Linked DNA regions of Mus musculus: region 1 is linked to region 2. A link is a loop called in an ENCODE intact Hi-C map of the cell type or tissue named here. Cell type or tissue: heart. All regions are shown on one strand. Links, peaks and the distances in the headings refer to the core of each region. The heading gives the core; the rest is flanking DNA.

The links. A loop is a pair of places that touch in the nucleus more often than their neighbours do. Peaks named below come from ENCODE experiments on the same cell type or tissue, not always from the same donor. Only the 100,000 strongest peaks of a DNase experiment are listed, where the experiment ranks them.
Region 1: it touches region 2 in a loop (4-fold over the local background); 1 of 42 quality-filtered maps calls a loop at or near these places.

What each region holds. Positions count from the first base shown.
Region 1 is chr10:93,305,641-93,315,684 of GRCm38, forward strand. Elk3 (ELK3, member of ETS oncogene family) reads right to left here and starts at 5,519. Exons shown (of 5, transcript NM_013508.2): 1 at 5,112-5,519. In heart, for the core only: a CTCF peak has its summit at 4,866; DNase peaks (open chromatin) are centred at 3,651, 4,091, 4,671 and 5,461; H3K4me3 peaks cover 4,255 bases; H3K27ac peaks cover 3,840 bases.
Region 2 is chr10:93,370,356-93,380,399 of GRCm38, forward strand. No RefSeq gene overlaps it. Among named protein-coding and RNA genes, the nearest start is that of Gm17745, 39 kb to the left of the region's middle. In heart, for the core only: no CTCF peak of the experiment used is centred there; DNase peaks (open chromatin) are centred at 4,816, 5,146, 5,616 and 6,186; H3K27ac peaks cover 1,940 bases.

The sequences.
Region 1 (10,044 bases), core at 2,139-7,138, 66 kb before region 2:
GAATCACAGAGAGAGTTAAATATTTGAAGAGCTGTTAATTAAAAGGCAGAACAGGCCTCCATCTTTGGGGGCCTTCAGGATCCGTTCGTGGAGAGCTAAACACACAAACACAGGGGTAATTTAATTTGCTAGTGCTAAGCCCTCAGTGGCAGAACGACAGTGGTCATGGTATTCCTGCCATGGTGTCAGTCAAAAAGCTGAATGACCTCGATTCAAACTGGCCACAGGCTATAGTAATATTGAGCTTGAAAAAAACAAAAACAAATTTAAAACAGCAAAAGTTTGGAAAGTGGAGATATAGCAAGAAACAAAGATTGTCTACGAGAACCCTTCTTCCCCTCCACAGCTAGCTCAGCCTAGGGTATATTTTTTCCAGTTTAACGTCCATTCTCTCCCCTTTTCTAGCTTTCTGCTCTGATGTGTAGTGTGCCCTCACTTCCTGTTACTACAGCTCGATACTCCACTGCCAATCATGACTCATTCTTAAATCATACAGAAACTCATCAAAATCCCAAATTTCACAGCACACAGGAACCCCAGTCTTTCAAGAGGGCAGCATTCTTAAGATATTCCAAACGACAAAACCCCAAACCAGTTCATCCGAAATCATGTCACCCTCCATAAACATAAGCTCACTGTCTGGCAACTTGGAATCTCAGCCGTCATCATTAAACTGCACTCTGTGGGGGTGCTGGGTGAAAATGCACTCTTTTAAAAAGTAAGACGTGACTCTAAATAAAACCTTCCGAGCGATCGAGCACACATGTTCCTGCACATCTGTGTACACAAGGCACATTTTACAAAGACTACAAAAATATACAACAAAATGTTATCAGTGGAGTTTGGGGGAGATGTTTATTGTTGTCGTTGTGGCTTTCTTTGTTTTCCTAGAGTAATTTGTGATACTCTTCACAACCAAGAAAAACAGAAAAAGTAGCCTTGAGAAGACATCTCGTGACTGGTGTGGTTGTAACCGGCTCTAAGTCACCCTGCGAAAGCCAAGAGGAGCTTTGCCAACTACTACATGAAAAATGTCTGCCAGAAGCCGGGCGGTGGTGGCGCACACCTTTAATCCTAGCACTTGAGAGGCAGAGGCAGGCGGATTTCTGAGTTCAAGGCCAGCCTGGTCTACAGAGTGAGTTCCAGGACATCCAGGGCTACACAGAGAAACCCTGTCTCGAAAAAGAAAAAAACAAAAAACAAAAAAAAAAAAAAAGAAAGAAAGAAAAATGTCTGCCTGTAACATTCGAAGCCACATGGTGCACATCAGGGCCTTTGCTCATGAACACAGGTGAGTTAAGGAGGTCTAGGGAAGGGGCCGCTAGCACAGAATCAAACAGACAGAGAACACATTGCTTTTTATGCACGAGGAGGAGTCTGAGGTCTGGGAAGCAAAGAGGATCCTGCCATTGCCTAGGCATGTCAAGGACCCAAACTCTCTATTAGTAAGGGGCAACTCACCTTTAAAACAAAAGACTACTCCAGGAAGTCATATCTGTGGGTAATTCTTTAATTAAGTGCCTTGGGCTTGCCAGTAGGTTATGTTTCTGTGACATCTGACAAAGCTATCTATATAAATATAGTTTGGTAGCATAGAACGCACAAAGTCCCATATCTGAGCGCTGGGAAGGAAGATTTTAAATTATACACACTGCTTGGAAGTCCTTTAAAACCAATTTCAGGAAGAGATTTAAGTTCCAAAAAGTTATGACAAGCATAAATTTTAATGTATGACCTCAGGGTTGCATTTACTGTATATTAGCAGTTTTGAATTAATTGGTTTCTTTCAGAAGGAGACAAAGGGGGAGGTTTTAAGTAAATGCTTAGGTATCGTCAAAATTCAAGGACTCTCCCCATCCCAACAGGGCTCTTCCCATCTAAAGAGCATCGGCTCTGGCTGTGTGAAGACTCGGTGCTGAGGGAAGTTCAAAGATTCAACTCATGAAAGTTATATCATCACAATGTCAGCATCTGCCATTCTATCATTCAATGGCACAGAAAAGAAGACAGTTGGAGGATGGGGATGGGGATCAAGAGAGAGAAAAAGACAGAGACAGACATAAAGAGTATGTTGTCAAAGGGACCACTGAAGACTTTAATGTCCGTTTGTTGAATGAATGCCTGAGAGAGTTTATCATCCTCATCATTAAGGTGAAATAACTGCTTGGCGTAAGCACGGGAGACTTGCAGATTATCGATGGGGAGCTGTCTGGGACACTGGTGGTTGAATACCAGCATCCCTGGTTTCTGCCAGGTGGACTTAGCACCCCTACAGGTGTTCCTTGTAGGAAGCAAAATTATTCCTGGTTGAAAACCACAGAAGCAGATCTCAGGATTCTTCAACAACTTGGACTCTGATACCCTCCTTCTGTTCAGAACCTGGTTCTCAACCTGTGAGTCGAGACCGTCTGGGGGAGTCACATATTAGATAATCCCGCATATCGGATATTAACATTATGATTCATAACAGCAGCAAAAATTACAGTTATGAAGTAGTAACAAAAAATAATATCATGGTTGGGGGTTCATCACAACATAAGGAACTGTATTCCAGGGTTGCACTGTTAGGTTGAGAAGCACTGGGTTAGAAGGAAGTGTTCACAACCTTCTGGAATCCTCCTGCAGGATGATGGTAGCACCTGGAAGGTTTCCCCATCAGCTGAAGTTTTGTGGTCCTACTGAACACTCAACACCAGCAGTTTACTGACCACCCATTTAGCCCTAGGAAACGTTTGAGGGGCATCTTGGAAGTCTGGCCCACTGACTCACCTAGGGTGGGCTGGCTGGGTTGTTTTTTAGGACAGATTTGCCAAAGGAGAAGTCTTGGTAACATCTTGGAAGTCCTCACGAGAGGCACCATGTCCTCGGCAAGAAAGAAGCCCTGTGCTTTCAGTGGGGTTCTCTGAAATTCTTTGTCCTTTTTAGTAACTCTACACATTTCTAGTCAACATTTAAAAGGAGAGAGAGAGAGAGAGAGAGAGAGAGAGAGAGAGAGAGAGAGAGAGAGAGAGAGAGAGAGAGAGAGAGCCTGCTCTATATCTGGCATTGAAAGGCCATCCCTTTTCATGCTCTGGGGGTTTTGCAAGCACTCATTACTGGAAGCTCTTAGTACACTTATGGACAGTCTCCTTAACTGTCTGACCTACATACCCTCCTAACACAATCTGTAATTTTATAATCCTCATAAATTCAAACCCGTAACTGACCCTTTTCCAAATAAATGTGTGCCACAGGATGGGAGAGAAGGAAGGAGACCAGTGGATATTTTGGTGGGCAATAGGGCTCATAAATTGATTTAGGTTCTCACTGATAGATGCCTGGAACATGCTAGGTTTCCCAGCCTGACCTGACCTACCCCCCCCCCCCCAGCCATGTCCCCCTTCCCAACCCCTACAAAGCAGAGGAACAGATGGGAGAGGATGGGCAGGCATGTGTGTTTGTGTAAGAGTTGATTGAACATCAGAGAACAAAACAGAACATACATACAACTCTCTCTCTCTCCCTCTCCCAGCCCCGCCCCCCAGGAAAGCATGACTGAGACCCAAAATGGCCAAAGGGACTGCCAAGTTTTTTGAGAGTGTGCCCTAGAAAGACTGGCAGGGGTGGAGAAGGCACCTCTAAGTCAATAAGTCTGCAGGCAGACAGTGGCTCGCACAAAACCCCTCCTGTGCGGAGTAGCGGAAACTCCCAATGCGATTAGTCGGGGTGTGTGTGTGTGTGTGTGTGTGTGTGTGTGCAGACATTACTTAGCAATGACTAAAGGGCTCTCTCTTCCTGCAGCAGCCAGTGGAAAATTCAAGGAACATTTTTCCCCCTGCAGCAGCAGAATCCCTTTAACCCTCTCCCCAGCCAACTCCAAAAACAACTCGGCTTCCCCCCCCCATACGCCCCCCCCCCAACTGCCCCCCCCTCCCCACCTCCGGCAGAGCACTGCAGGGAGTTATAGGACGGCGAGGGGCTTTCGAGATGGGGAGGGCTGGAGGGGGCCGGCAGGGAAGGGGCGGGGGACCCTCAAACACTACAAAGGAAACTGTAAAAGGCACAAATACATAAACCTGAGAAGCAGCAGCAAGCCGCAGTTTCTTTGTGAGCTCCTCAGTGAGTCATTTTCAAGATGCTGTCTGCAGCCAGTTTCAAAGCGGAAGCGCACGGCAATTAGTCTTGCCGTTTCCAGACAAGCCAGAAACTCTCCCGACACTCTTTTTTTTTTTCCTTCTAAAAAGCCCCTTTTGCAGTTTCTGAAATAGCCTTTCTTGCTTCCACCCCCACCCGCCGCGTAACTGCAGCTTATCCTCGGAATGATTCGGTCGTAACAAAACAGAGACCATTTAATATTTTTAGCTCCCGCCTCCCAATTTCAAGCCCCCCCCCCTTAAAAAAAAGTTCCAGTAACATTACAGGCCAGCAGGCAGTTGGAAGTTAAAGAGCTGAGAGTTTCAAGTTCATCCCTTGCCTGGCCCATCTCCCCAATCCGAATCTGGACTAGCCGACTCGGCCGGCTTTTAAATGTCCATTAGACTGGGCGTGCGCCTGGGGCGGTGACCTGGGCGGGGGTCACCTGCCCAGAGAGAGTGGACGTAGCCCCGGGCCCCACATCTCCATGGCCCAAGTCCTCCGCTCCCTCTCCACCCCTGTGCTCTCCCCTGAATCCGAACACTCGCGCCTCGGTGCCCATCCTGAAGGGATCCGGACCGCAACCCCGGCTGGAGGTCAGTGACAATCCAGCCTCCAGCCACGCAGCCCGCTTCGACCACTATCCCTAATCCCAGAGCCCCGGAGCCTCGCTGCAGGGATACAGGAGTTTGCACTCAGGGTGTCTCCTCCGGGCTTCGCAGTGCAGACCCCAGGCCCGAGCACGAGCTCCCGGGGTGGCGCCGGTGGCGGTGGCGGTGGCGACGCACAGCATCCTCCCCCGCGGGGACGCACCCCCATCCTCCCCCAACGCAGTCTACAACTCACCCCACAGCGCCCACAACCCCACCCCCACCAGCCAAAGAAAAGAAAGAAGGAGAAAGGAGAAAAAAAAAAAAGAGGAAAAATTAAAAAAAAAAAATAGCCCGAAGAAAACTTTGCAAGCGCTGGAGCAACAGGCAAACAGTCCTGCAACCTACCCAGACGTGGGGGAGCGTTTGGGAGTCTTCTTGGGGAGATTTCTAGGAGGAACCGGGCGAAAGCCCCCGACTTTCCATGCTGACAGGCGTCTGCAGACGGTCTGTTGCTCTTGTAATGAGATCCTGATTTTCCCCCCTCTTTTTTTTTTCTTTCTCTCGCTCCTCTTTTTTTTTTTCTCCCCCCCCCCCCTCCTCTGGTGTGTGTGAGAGCAGGAAGTTGGAGCAGTCAGGCCGAGCCTGCTCACTTCCTTTACTGCATTATTCCCCAGGCGGTGTGCAGTCTGTGTAAACAGGCTTTTCCGCCCCGCGCCGTGCGCCCGGGCCGCGGCTGTGCGCCGGGGCTGCCCGCCCAGACCCGCGCATACCCCCGGCGCCGGGCCCCGCGCCCGCCCGCACGCCCCGCGCGCCCCCGCGCCGTGCCCGCCCCGCTTCCTGCTCGGCCACCCCAGGGGAGGAGCCTGGGGACCCGCCGGCCAGGCCGCCGTCTCTCCACTCGGCGGGGGCTCCGTCGGCTCCTGAGCCCTCGGGTTCCTAAGTTTGGCATCACCCTGGGTTCGTGCCCTGCTAATGGTGCCCCGAAAGGGAGGTCCCTAAGCGAGCTTTTCTCTACCATAGGCATAGAAGAAGAGTTTAGGGACAGGAGGGATGGCGAGTGGGGTTCAGGACTTTGGATGCTCTGGGAACCGGGCTGCTTTTATTGCGGACCAGAGGAGATGAGGGTGAAAAACATAAGCGTGCACAAAGGGAGATGGAGTCTTCCTAAGATGCTGTCGGATAGAGTTACTGTCGGGGCATATTTAACAGCAGCACTATAATTAATATTAATAGTAATAATTTGGAGGCAGTTTTAGAGTTGGGATCCTCTTTTGGGAATACTTTCTTAAGAGCCACAAACTAGGAGCCTTGTGTCTTAGAAAAGAGATGAGTGAAGTGGCTTTAGACAGGCACTGCTTAGGCGCTCCAGGTGGCTTGAGACAGGGGAAGGGGTACCCTGTGGTTTCAAGACTGGACTCCCCGCCCCTGAGGACAATGGCCAGGATCTGATTGGAGAGTTGGGCATTGCTCGGAGGATGCAGGAGGGAATGGGTCTCTTATTAACAAACCCTGTATACAGTTCCTCCAGCCCCAGCCTTCCAGAACCTTCCAGTCCCCTGCCTTTGGGGCTTTCTGACCAGTAGTTTTCAATCTTGAACGTTTGGCATGAGAGTACATGGCTCATTAAAGCCCTAATTGTAACCCTTAAGCCCTCACCTCAATGTGTCTGGTGTGATTGGAAGCCCCAATAACAGAATCGCGTTGAGAGTAAGGGGTGCTTTGCAAACTAGCCACAGCGTACTTATCCCAGACCAATGGCCAAGTCTCCAGGTCAGCAGGACAACATTCTGACATTTCCTTGCCCCCCCCCCATTAGCATTTGCTATCTCTCTGAAAGATTGCTTGTTTCTGAGTATCTGGTTACTATTAAAGGTTCTAGATTGAATTCAGGGATGTTAATACCCACCCCACACACGCACATCTGCAGGTGCCTGTCAGAACACCTTGTTAAACAAGGGCAGCATTTTTGCTTAATCACTGATGTGTATAACCTGCTGGTTATACACTGAGGACCAGGCTTGCCCGTGCTCTGAGAAGAGACAATGGTGGTGGGGAGAGGAGGGAGGGGGACCAAGGTAAGATGTGAAACAGAAGGAGGAATTATGGGAAAGGGGGCTGTCTATCAAACCCTGATTTTCCACAGCTAATTTTCCACTTTGGAGATTATCATTTAAAATCCCTAGTTGGCTTCTCCAGTCACTCAGCAAAACTCAGACTGTGTCCCTATATGATCCAGCTGTCCATGTGAACTGAATGCAGAGTGTGGATTTAGATTTATCATCCAACTCGGAAGCTCCCACACTTAGGAATACATGTTGCTTTTTATTTTAGAAAGTATCCACTTGGGAGAAGCTAATCTGAAGGGGCTACGTGCTGTATGATCCCACCTCTCCCAGAAAAGGCAGAACTATTGGCGCAGTGAGAAAGTTCTGGTCACCAGGGGTTGGGGACAGGAAGGGATGAGTAGTCAGAACAAGATTTTGGGGGGCCAGCCATGAACTGCTCCGTGTGAAGCTATACAGGTGGGTACCTGTAATCACGAATTATCATCAGGAGTGAGCCATCAGGTGAACTGTGGGTTTCAGGGGAGGTTGTGTCAAGAAAGGTTCGTCATTTGTAAGTGGTACCCCACTCTCTTGGGGGAGATTGGGAGGTGGCGTTCCTATACAGCCACTCAGAAAGCAAGCTCTAGAAATCAGATGGTCAGGTCTCGTTAGAGATTTAGCTTGGGGGTAAATTACTTGCCTCTCTTGTACAAAGCCATGAGTTCAATCTCCAGCACTAAAAAAAAAAAAAAAAAAAAAAAAAAGGAAAAAGAAAAGGTAGATAAGAAAGCAGGGTTAGAGTTAGGGTTAGGAAAAGAAATCAACCTAAAACAATTAGAACAGAACAGGTAAATACTGGCCACTTGAGCATTGGTCATTCTGGAGAGAAACCACAAAGTGGCTAGTCATTGTTACTTTGAAGAGGCTTAAGTTATTTGGGGTGCCTCGGGGGGGTTAGTGTTTGGGAATGGACATCCAAACGGACCGATGGAAAGGCAGCCCACTCTGGGGAAAGTGTTCACTGAAGGACCCTTCCGGCACTGAGCTTGAACAAGCAACAGTTTCTACCGATTTTTTTCTTTTAGAGCAGTGAGAGCCAAGTTTGCATTAAAACAGCATGCATTACGGACTAGGGTTTAAAAATGTTGGTGAATTCCATTTGAAAGTGTGTTCACAGGCGTTTCACAGACTGGTGGGTGGCCTCTCAGGAGCTGGCCTTCCCACTCCTTGTGGTTAGAGGGTTTGCTAGGGACGCTTCGAAGCATGGATTTGGACTGTCTCGGGAGTCTACTGCCTGTTTCTGTGTAGCGAAGAAGACTCTCTTTTAGTAATTATAGTTTGAAAAAAGGAAAAAAGAATAACCAAATTTGCCAGGCTTAAGTGGAAGAATTCACCTCTTTCAATTGTAGCTTTGAAAATACAGCAGTAAAATGTACCCGTTTAAAATGTCTACTTCAGTTGTGTGAAGCCTGCATGCTTTGTTAGGAAGCATTCATCTTGTAAAACTGTAATTCTGTAACCAGTAACTAACCTTCACCCTCCAACCCTACCCTGCCCCAAGCCTTTGGTAAGTCTCATTCTACTTCTTGCTTCTATGAATGTGATGAGATGCTTCACGGAAACAGAGCCATACAATATCTGTCTGTCCTCGACTGGCTTATTCCACTTAGCACAATGTCCTTCAGGCCAAGGCAAAGCATGTATAGAGGCACCCACTGTTGATGGGCATTTGAGTTGTCTCCATCTCTGGGCTACTGGGAATACTAAGAATTTATTTACTTTTATTTATTTTTGTGATGCTAAGGATCAAGTCCCAGGCTTTGTGCATATTAGATAACCATTTGCTTATCTATGTACAGGGCTTGATCCCAAGCCCAAGAATTTATATTTTTAAATGGCTGAAAACAAAACTTTTAAAGAGTAACATTTTGTAACCTGTGCATGTTACATAAAATTCGATTTCAGCATCCATAAAGTTTTATTGGGAGATAGACATGCTTATTCATTTGTACATTGTCTGACATTGTGTTTGTTCTGCATTGGGATGGATTAAAAGCTGTGACAGAGACTATATGGTCTGTACAAGCCAAAGTATTTTCTTTCTGGTTCTTTGTAGAAGGCATTTGTCTACCACTGGTTTAGACAAATGAAATTAAGCATCCTTTTTCATTGTTGTTGTTTTGGGTGGGTGTTCTGAATTGCTTTATGTCTCATGTTTGCTTTGGGGTGAGGGAGCAGTTTTGAGACAGGGTTTCTCTGTGTAGCCTCTCGCTTTCCTGGGCTATAAACCAGGCTAGCCTGGAACCCAGAGATCCACCTGCCTCTGCCTTGTGAGTGCTGGGATTAAAGGTGTGTGCCACCACACCCAGCTGCTTTTTGATTTTTGAGATAGGTTCTGGCTACACAGCCCAAGTTCACCTTGGATTTCTGATTCTTCTGCCTCCATGCTGGGATAAGGAGTGTACACCACCATGCTGACCGTGGCTTGCCTTTTAAACTGTCTCCCTTGTTCCGCAGAAGGCCTTTGTCTTGTCAGATGAAAATCTTAGCATCTCTGACAACCTTCACATCCACGAATTTCATTGTCAATGTAAATCAAGAACTATGCTTCATTTAATTCCTCTTGTTTGGACCTGGCAGGGACCAGTTGAACAATTTGTTTTTACAGGTCAAGTTCTTTAATTAAAAATTCGTCTCTGCCCCATGGGTTAGATTCTTGGAGAGGGAAATGTGACTTATTTTTGCTCTTGTAGATAGTATCCATCACATCTGGGAGTTTGTTAGCCTCCTGTTCACACTCTGCTGCCAGTTGTGATGTGTGATGCAGCCATTCACACTCAAGTTCACTGTAGTGATCCCAAGTTCATAATGTGTCTCCTCCCGCTGTGCTTATCCGAAACATCTTACCTGCATCAAAACAAATGTAGAGCAGAGCTCGATGTATGGTACACAGTTTTAATGCCCAGACCCAGGAAGCCAAATGTAGATATCTTTTTGCCACTTTGTGGGTTCTTTTTCAGTCCACCCTCTCAACCCCCCTAACACTAGATATGAGAAAAAAAAAAAAGGATAGAGAGGAAAGGAAAGAGATCCCTGAATAAGGTCAGAGGTCAGAAAGGTGGGACATTATCATTAGACTACTTCCTGATGATTAGGGGTGTCCAGTTCCTTGAGGCAAGTTTGATCTTTACCATCAGGATATCTAATTTCTCCTTGTTATTGTTGCTTCTTTGTGCATGGACTACTTAACAAAATTCAACCAACAGCAACCAACCATGACACCCAGTATCCTA
Region 2 (10,044 bases), core at 3,199-8,198:
ATTTTTCCCCAGAATAGAGTTGATACCTATACCAGTGAGGAGGACACATCTTGGTTGGACTTTTAAACGAAGATGGACTGGTCATGTTGAGTGGCCCTTTTGGCGAGCTTCATAGGGACCGGGCCCCTAAAGGGAGTGACTAATCCTTAAGATGGGAGGGAGCCGCTCACACTTCCCTCCGGCAGCTTTCATAAATCTGCATGCTTACTTCCTGTGTGACTAAAGTGACTAAGAAGTCACAGAGAAAATCATTTTTCACTTTTGGCCTTTCTGGCTTCAAAAGCTGGCTCGGGTGGGCTCTGGTCACATTTGTGGCAGAAGCAGGGGTCTGGGAAGTTGAACTGCTGCCTAAGTGTCACAGAGTACCTGGGTCCCAAGGTACTCGAACAAGGCGCAGACACATGGATAGGCATGGAAAAAGAGGTGGCTATTAAGGAAGGGAAAGGGGGTCCTAGGAAGGGAGTAAGCCTGTGAACTGAAGAAGTGGCTCAAAAGCCATGAGACTCGGGACTCTTTGTAGATCATCTACCTAGTACTTGTTTGTCCCACATTTGAATATCACAGCTATCTCTCCGTGCTCTATTCTTTGGCTGTGGCCTAGGTGGGATCTTTCTCTGCCAACTGGCTTCTTTTACACGTTAATCTTCATGTAGATTTCTCTACTGCAGCAACTTGGCTACCACCAAAGGACTCAGGTATCACTCTTATAAGATAAGCATCCTTCCTAATTGTCTTGTGTCATAAAAACTGAGGAAGTGAATAAGGTAGAGTTGTCTGGTTTTGTGTGTTTGTGTGTGTGTGTGTGTGTGTGTGTGTGTGTGTGTGTGTGTGTGTGTGTTTGAGTGTGTGCGCCAAAGACAACTTTAGGTAGAATTCTTCAGGTACCATTTACCTTCTTTTTGAGGTAGGGTTTCTCACTGGCCAGGAGCTCACTAAGTAAATTAGACTGGCTGGCCAGCAAGCCCCATAGACCTACCCATCTCTGTGCTGGGATTACACTAGCCCACACCATCATGTCTGGCTTTTGTTTCAGTGGGATCTGGGCCTTGAACTTATGCCCTTGAACTCACAAAGGAGGTAATTGCCTTACCTGCTAAGTGACCACTTCAGTACAAGTTGACCCATTTCCAAATCAAGCGACGAAAACGGGCTGGATATCCATCTGGTGTCGTCCTTGGCTAACTCTTTCAGCTCTTCCCTTAGTTTAGAAGCTGGCGAGCATTGAGGAGGAGAGGATGGGACCCAGGCTGAGGGGTGAGGCTTCACGTGGACGGGTAGTCCTCACTGCTCTCCATCCAACCTCTTACCAGAACCTTCTGGAAAAATGGAGTTTTCTAGTGGAGAATTGCCCCTTGTCCCCTAGTCAGTCTATAGGCAAGACAAAATTGCTTTAATAATCAGACCACATCACCCATTTGCGTAGAACCCACCATGAATGTGAAAGTCACATCCTCCTGGCCTACAAGGGTATCCATACCCACATTGCTGCTTCAGCATCTGATGATATTGCCCAGGACAGCCCTGTGCTTTAGTCATGTCTTGCCTCTCCCTTCCCCCTCTCCTTTCTCTCCACCCCCCTTTTCCTTCTTTCTCTGTCTTCTCTTCATATAATAGCTTTATTAGGATATTACTTGTATGATGTACACTTCACCTATAGCAGTTCAGTGGGTTTTAGTATATTCTCAGGGTTGTGATACTAGTAGCGAATCAATTTGAGAAAACTTGCCTTTTGAGTACATTAAGAAGAAGCTGTTTATTTTACATGTATGCGTGTGTGTCTGCTTGTCTGTATGCCCACCATATGCTCGCAGGTACCACCCGAGTCCAAAGGAGGATGACAGATGCTTAGGAAGTAGAGGTATAGGCTATGGTGAGCCATCTTATGTGGGTGATGGGAATTAAACCCAGGTCCTCTGTAAGAGCAGCAAGTATTCTTAACCACTGAGCCATTTTCTGGCCCTCTGGCTCCTTGCATTACCCACCTTGTTCCTTGGAACAAAAGGCTAAGGAATGGATGAGAATTCAGCATCGTATCAAATGATCAAGGGGCTTCTTCTCCAGCTCACAGAGGGCTGCTCAGCAGCCATGGCTGTGCTCTTGGTCCACCTTCCCCTCACTGCAGAGACAACGGGCTGCCTCTCGGTTTGCAACCACGTGAGTGTGAGGAGGTCCCTTCCTAGTCCTAGACTTGAGTTTGTCTCAGTCTCAGTAGTGTGATCCACAGGCCAACCTCATTGCACCTATCTTATAAGGAGTTCCACACTGTGAGCTTTAGCGGAAAAAGACGTGGGGGAGAGCACTGATGGACGACTCTGATCAAAGCATATTTTAAATGTATATACATAGGAAAGTATAGTGAAATTCATCATTTTGTGTAACTAATATACAGTAATAAATGATGTCTATTAACAACTGATGGCAGCAGCATACACCTGCCGTCCCAGCCGTGGGAGGTTAAAGCAGAGAGCTTATGAGTTAGAAGTCAGCCTAGGGTCCACAGTGAGACCTAATCAAAAGAAAATAAGCTTTCTGATAATGAATCTTGGGGGTTCTCAAAAATCATAAAGACAATTATATAGCTGTTCAAATGGCAGTGTTTTGAAAACTTACTGGACCCCCAAATCCCCAGCCGTTGTAATCTTGGGTTGAAGCCAATATGAACCACTGACTGCATGGAGTTGCCAGGGTTCTGGGTTGGAGTAAGGGCTGTGGCTCAGGATGTGAGCATCATTGTGACCGCCCCTATCTCCTCCCCTGTCTTCTCAAAAGCCCCAGCAAGCTTAGAAGACATGAGTGTGCCTTGCAAAGTAACTTTGTGAGTTTTCTAATTTCCCAGGTGTGCAAAAATTATTATTATTTTAAAGGGCTGCCTTTAAAAAAAAATAAAAGCAATGTTTCCTTAAATGGAGTAGCAGGTATGAAATCCTTGTTGTATTTATTAAGCTCTGAAGTCAATTTTTGTGAGTCTTGTGCTACTTAGAGAGGTTTCCTGTGGGGTCCTGGAAGGTGTGTTTATGGCTTATGTGCTTATGGTACCCCGTCAGAGTGAACAACTTCACGTTTTTTATTTTAATTTTTGACTGCATTTGCTAGATTTGCTCATTTTGATTTGCTTTTCAGTGACAGCTATCAAGGCCCCTACTGTGCGCAGATGCTGACCTCAGCAATTCCCATGATCCTCCATTTGATTCTCAGAACAGGCCTCACTTAGGGTTCGTATTGTTGTCTCCATTTCACACACAGGGAAACTGAGGAATCAAGAAGAATTCCCAAAAGGTCACTCAACTAATAATATCAGAACGAAGCTTGAAGCTGTGAAATTGGGCCCTGGAATCCCTGGTTTGGGATGTCACCCAGTGCATTAATTGGGACTAGCCTGGGCTACATAGTGACACCCTACCTCAAAAACAAAGAACATGCAGATGCACACATACACACACACACACACACTTACATTGTGTATATGTAAGAGGTGCCAATCCATAACTAGTTATAATAGTTTGTGAAGATGATCGGTAACCCTTCCAACACTGTTATTGGATGTTCCAAGACGTTCCCGAAATTCAAAGCTTCATTTGGACCATCAGGGGTACAAGGTGATAAGTCAGGAGCTTTTCTGAACTGATGAACATAGGAGGTTTTGTCAGAAACTGGGTAAGTCCGGGCTTCTGGTAGTGCCTTTGGAGTTGACGGGTTTATCCATCGGGGAGCTAATTAAATCTGGCAAACTCTGTTTGCTCATGAAAATCTGGGTTTCTTCCTGACACTGCTGGCCCCTGAGAGCAGCTGCCTCTCACAGACCTTCCTGGCCTTTCTCCACAGCTCACTGACTGGCCTTTCTTTTCTTGGTTCAGCTCTCAGTCTAGTCTAGAGTTCCCAATCTCAACACTAGCATCCTCCGGGCTGGCTGAATCTTTGCATAGAGATGCTCGGGTCTCTACCTGCTGGATAGATAGATATCAGGAGCATGTCCCCTCTCCAAATGGCAGCAACTGGAATTGTCTCCATGTGTATCACCAGATGTCTTTGCAGGAGCAAATTTGACCCTGATCAGGAGCCATTAGGATGAGAAAGTGTGGAACCCACAGCACTCAAATTAGAGTTGCATATACAATCTTCCATGGTAACCCTGACAGCATGAATTAAGCCTCCAGCAGAATAGAGCAGGGATCTGACAGCCCCAGAGGTGAGAAATTAGACACTTTGCCTTTTGTATAGCCTGTGCAATTAGCGGGCTGATTCCACTTTAAAAAGGGGGGGGGGACTTGTCACATTTCCAAACTTGTCACCAATTGATGTGACTATTCTTGGGATATGGTAATTAGTTACCAACTATATAAAAGACAAAATGCACAGAGTTTTAGAATTTGGATACTGTGGGGGGTCAGGGGTAGTAGGGGAGGTGCACCGAACCCAGATGCTAGGTTTAGAGTTTATAGTCCCAAGTCTTCATCTGTGGTAGGGAAACATTAAGATCCTAGACATGTGATTCAGTAGTGTCTTGGCCTGGGCCCACAGATCTGCTCACACTGAAGAGCCAATACACCTTTCGGCTCCATCTGTTTCTATAGGAGCCTTGCTAATTGGGATTCCTGGACCTCACACTGGTGCCATTTAGTCATCCAGACCTGTAACCTTTCATTACCATCCATTACCACCCCTGTGCATTCTTTCCAGCACACCTAGAAGCTGGGACTAATCGGAGGCTGTCACAGCTTACAGATGGCTGGTCGTTAGGGACAACACTGGTCTACACAATCTTTGTTTTGGATGCCAAAGAGGATTTCCTCTTTCCAGGGCTGCCCAGGGCTGTCCCCTGGACCAGAAGCATACTTCCTGAGGCCTGGCAGCATCTGCCACTGTGACCTTGGGTTTTGGTTTCCTTTGTGTCTTAAGAGCAGATGTCCGAAAGTCCAACCAGGGGACAGGTGGGCTAGAGAGGTGGCTGTGTCTCAACTTGGGGGGCTGCTGGCTGGTAGGGTGTGAGGTAAGAGGAGCTGAGCTGAACCAGGCCTCGACGGGGCGGGGGCAGGGCTTGCCAGACCACAGTGACCTTTGAGATCTGAGAGTGAAGGGGAGAGGAAGCCCGGTTTTGCTGCTCTGGGCTCAGAACTTCCTAAAGGCGGGGCTCCTCCTGTTCTTTGCTTTCCTCTAGGTTCGTGTCAGCAGGTCAGCAGAAGAGATCATACACTCAGCCGTGGAGGAGGGTCAGAATTCGCAACACCAGAGCGATAATGGCTCTCCCTGGGCATTCTGGACTCAGGAAACAAGGCTTTGTTTATAGCTAGAGACACTGACTTCCTTGTCATTTAATGAAGGTCCCTGACTTGGAAGCAAGCGCTCCAAAGAGCCAAGCTGAGACCTAGGCCCATATGAACTTGTCTAGCTTCTAGCTTCAGTGACCAAAATTCACTTTGGCTCAAACATTGCCCCCCCCCCTTTTTTTTCCCCAACGTGGAACAGGTCTTCCTTTATCATTTCCTGATTCCTTCTCCTCTTCTCTCCTAAGAGTCTGTTCACTGCTGTCTCCCAGAATTGTCTCAGGTCAAGCAGTGGGCAGACCCCCCACGCCTGGGCCCTCTACTCTAGTTGACCCTACGGGGGTGCCAACTCTCTTACTAAGCTAAGCACAGTAACTGTGGCCTTTTGGGTCACCTACATTTCTCTCATGGAGGACCCTTGTGTATTTGGTGGTGTCTAGGGTGGTGGTGGGGGTCAGATGTGAACACAGCCAATCTTGTCTACCTCTCTCACTCTGGAAGAAGGTGTATGAAGCATTCACCTTCAGATGGCGGGGAGGTAATCAGAAATGAATACTTCTTTTGAAGTTGATTCTCTTATGTGGACCCAGCCACTGGGGACTTTTGACTTCTTTCTTCGGGTCTCCCTCCCGGGCAGTCCTCCATCTCGGTGGAAAACAGAGCACAGTAGCTGAGCAAAGGGAGCTGGGATTTAGACTGACCTGCCTGTCACTCCCAACAGCATCACTTGGGTGAACAACTCTGTTTTCTCATCTATAAAGGAGGATACAAAGAAAGGCTTGATGCGTAGAGAGAATGTTCACAGCTTCTCTTGGAAAGGCAGCACTGTCTAATATGACAAATAGGGTTTCATCCTCTCCACAGAGGTGGGCAGGACACGTCCCACAAGACAAAGGAAGGATCTGTTTGCAGCTCCAGGAAGGAAGTAGAGAGCCTGGAGGGACAGGAAACCCAACTCCAGAAAGGACCCCTCCCTCCACCAAAATCGGAGTCAACATTCCCCAACGAATAGAGTAACTTCAAGGGTGTGATGATAAAAACAGAGATCGGACTGAATTCTGTCTCCAGGGAGCGGGGGGGGGGGGACAGAAATACAAAGGCAACTCAGGACAAGAGATGGTAGGGAGCCAAGGGCACCATGGGGTTGTTATCAGAGGCCACCAGGAACACAACCAGCTTCAGAAATATTGGGGCGCTAAGCTGGCCACTTGGTTACACAGGCAAAATTGTGGGTTAGTGCGATCCTTCTGTTTCCTGCTTTCCTGGGCCCTTCCTTCTCCATTTTCAGTCTCAGTTTAGACATCACTTCCCCAGATTTCCCAAATACGGGCTAGGATTGTAAACCCAGGGCTCCTCACAGGGGTTCTGGCAGTAGGAGGTGTCTCCCTCAGTTAGAATTGCTCAGAGGAATATCTGCTTTCCCACTAGACTGTTCACTTGACAAGGTCAAAGGTAAATGGTTTCTTCCACTGACGTAGCATCTTTCACGTAAGCTTCCTGAAATATGTGAATGGTGGCCGTGGGAAAAGTACAGTCTTTTTATGTCCTCTAAAGAGCAGGTTCACGTCCCTGCTGTGCCGTAGATAAGCTGTGCAGTGCCGTCTGAGCATGCTACTGAACCCCTCTGAGCTCTACTCAACCCCATGAGCAAATGAAGGGTATAAGCCAGCCAACGACCTCAGGGAGTGTCGAGCGCGCCCCCAACTCGCCAGCAAGAACGACGCCACAGCAGGATCCTTCTGCACACGTTTATTCAGTCCTATTTCTTCTTTCTCTATATATCTCCCTTGTTTATATCTCCCCTGTTTATATCTCCCTTGTTTATATCTCCCTATAATAACAATCCTCTCTCGAATAATAATCCTCCCTCTAACCCGGGCCTCTCACTCTTATATACTCTCAGTTCCCATCCACGCACAGCAGGCCACGCCACCTCACCAGGCACGCAGCTTCAGCTAATCAGGGCAGCAGGGGCAAATCTCCACCAAATTGGATTCACCTGAATCCTGGTACACCTGCGCAGCACTCAAGATGTTTGTGTCTTATATGAGGAAGTCAGGTGCAAGTCATATGACTTAGCTGCAGTCTCTGGCGCCTTTGGGACTGCCGCCACACCCGCTCCCCACAATTCCCCCTTTTTTCTTTTTTGGCAGAGAGAATGTCTGTAGATAGCCCCTCGAAACCATGCCCCTTACCCGTCCTTGGGAGACAAACAGCATTGGTTTGATCCCTGTCTTAGGTTGGTGACATGCCCAGGGAGTCTTATCACTGACTACCTCTCTATCATGCCAAGCCACTCCTGGGGAGATTGTGTTTTGCTTGTGGCAGGTGCATCAAAAGGCCAGGATGTTAATTAACTTATGGCCAGATCTTAATTGCTGCAAGCAAGCCTCATGGGTGAAGGTAGAGGTCTGATCCCCAGTGTGCAAGCATAGGGGCCCTACACAAAACCATCCCTTAGGCTCATCACCCAGAGAGGTCTTGGCCAGCTCCCGTGTCGTTTTTCCTGGGGGAAGGGAACTAGGACACTGAACCTTCATGCAATCAGACATACCTTCCACAGGATGCCAACAGCAAGCTATCCTCTGTGCAGTGCTTAGCCTCGCACCCCACGGCATAACGCAGCATAATTTCTTTTAGAGCGGCAAACCGAATCTGAGGAGATTGTCCCGCCTCCACTGCAGCAAAAGCCTACGCTACCATGGCAAAAGTGCGGGCCTGCACACTCTGCACCTAACACATGTGCCAAACACACAACACACACACACACTATAACAAGCATACATCCCAGGGCTCTCATCCCCGCTCATCTTCTCTGAAGCAAGGGATAGATAGCCAGAGGGGCTATCTCTTTAAGGGGAATTCAGGGATCAAAAAGCGTGGAAAAATTTGAATGTCATGTCGAGCTGGTATCGGCTTCTGGAATACCGAAAGGATCTCTCATCTTGGCTCCATCCTTTGTGCTTGTGGGATCATCCACCACATCCACAGGGGCAACTGGATCAGGAGCCTCATTCTTGCAGCGTCTCACCAATCTCTCCGGCACCCAAAGAGGTTCCGTCTAATCCTGTGGAAACACACAAACAGACCCTCTCGCCCACGTCAACACCTGATCTGGTCGATCCTCTCCAAATATCCGGACAGAAGGTCCACCTACAGGTGGCTGCTGAGGAGGCATAGGGAGGCGGCACAAAAGCTAATTTGCCTTCCTCCTCCACCTCGGCTCTTTTATTTTGTCCTTTTTGACCACCTGATAACACTGTGTCTCCTTTCTTTTTCTTTTTCTTTTTCTTTTTAAGCCCTTCTCCTCTTCCGACATACTTTCTTGTTGCTCTATAAGGATTTTCTGACCTGTCTTGACTGCCTCTACACACAGTTTCAAACAGTAACAGAGTCCATATATCAGAACAAACAAGACCAAAACTATCAGACCTACCCACAAAGGGTCAATGGGAGAAAAAAGCATAACTACACAGCGAGGATCTATTGATCACTACACTGAGGTTATCATAGTTCCTTAACTTGTCCCCAAACCAGGAACCTTAACTTATCCCAAAACCAGGAACCTTTCGTTACCTTGTGCCTGCTTCCTGGCAACTTTATGCTCACCTCTATTTTATCCGAGGTCCTTCCCAAACTCCTGGGGTCACAAGTTTCACTCACCGTGAACTTACCCTGCCGGCAACCACTGACTGCTGAAAGTTCTGAACTCGGTGGGGGAGTCGGTTCCCCGTACGGGCCACCAATTGTCGCGCCTGCTCTCGACCAGCAAGAACGACGCGACCACCAGTCCTTCTAACAGCAGTTTATTCAGTCTTCATCTTTCTTCTTTCTCTTCATCAGTACCGTTCCCCAGCTGAAGAGTTCTGAATCCACACCAGATCCTTCTCAACAGTCTGTTTTACGGGAACCTTTATTAACTGCTCCTTCCCCGTGATGCAGTTCTGAATCCTCCCTGTAGCAGGGGGTCTTCGCTCTTGCCTGAAGATGTTTCTTGTCCCGGGTTTCGGCACCAACTGTCGAGCGCGCCCCCAACTCGCCAGCAAGAACGACGCCACAGCAGGATCCTTCTGCACACGTTTATTCAGTCCTATTTCTTCTTTCTCTATATATCTCCCTTGTTTATATCTCCCCTGTTTATATCTCCCTTGTTTATATCTCCCTATAATAACAATCCTCTCTCGAATAATAATCCTCCCTCTAACCCGGGCCTCTCACTCTTATATACTCTCAGTTCCCATCCACGCACAGCAGGCCACGCCACCTCACCAGGCACGCAGCTTCAGCTAATCAGGGCAGCAGGGGCAAATCTCCACCAAATTGGATTCACCTGAATCCTGGTACACCTGCGCAGCACTCAAGATGTTCGTGTCTTATATGAGGAAGTCAGGTGCAAGTCATATGACTTAGCTGCAGTCTCTGGCGCCTTTGGGACTGCCGCCACACCCGCTCCCCACAAGGGAGAGAGATGCTCAGAGGATGGTGGGTCCTTAGCCCATCTTCTGTTTGACACATCTGTCCCACTCCCACCTCCTTGTCACATCCCAGGTCCTGGTCCCTCCCCTTTCTTGTAACCGCTTCTCTTAGACTTGTAAAGCTCTTCCTGTGTGCCCGGTGGTGTTCGAAACCAGGAGTAGCAAACTTTAGCTTGTTTACCAGACCTAGTCCAGCACCTGTGTTTGTAACCGACTCTCCGTGAACTAAGAAAGGTTTTTTATACTTTTAAATCCTTGCCCCCCCCAAAAAAAGATTGAAAGATTTCATGACACATGTAAATGACTTG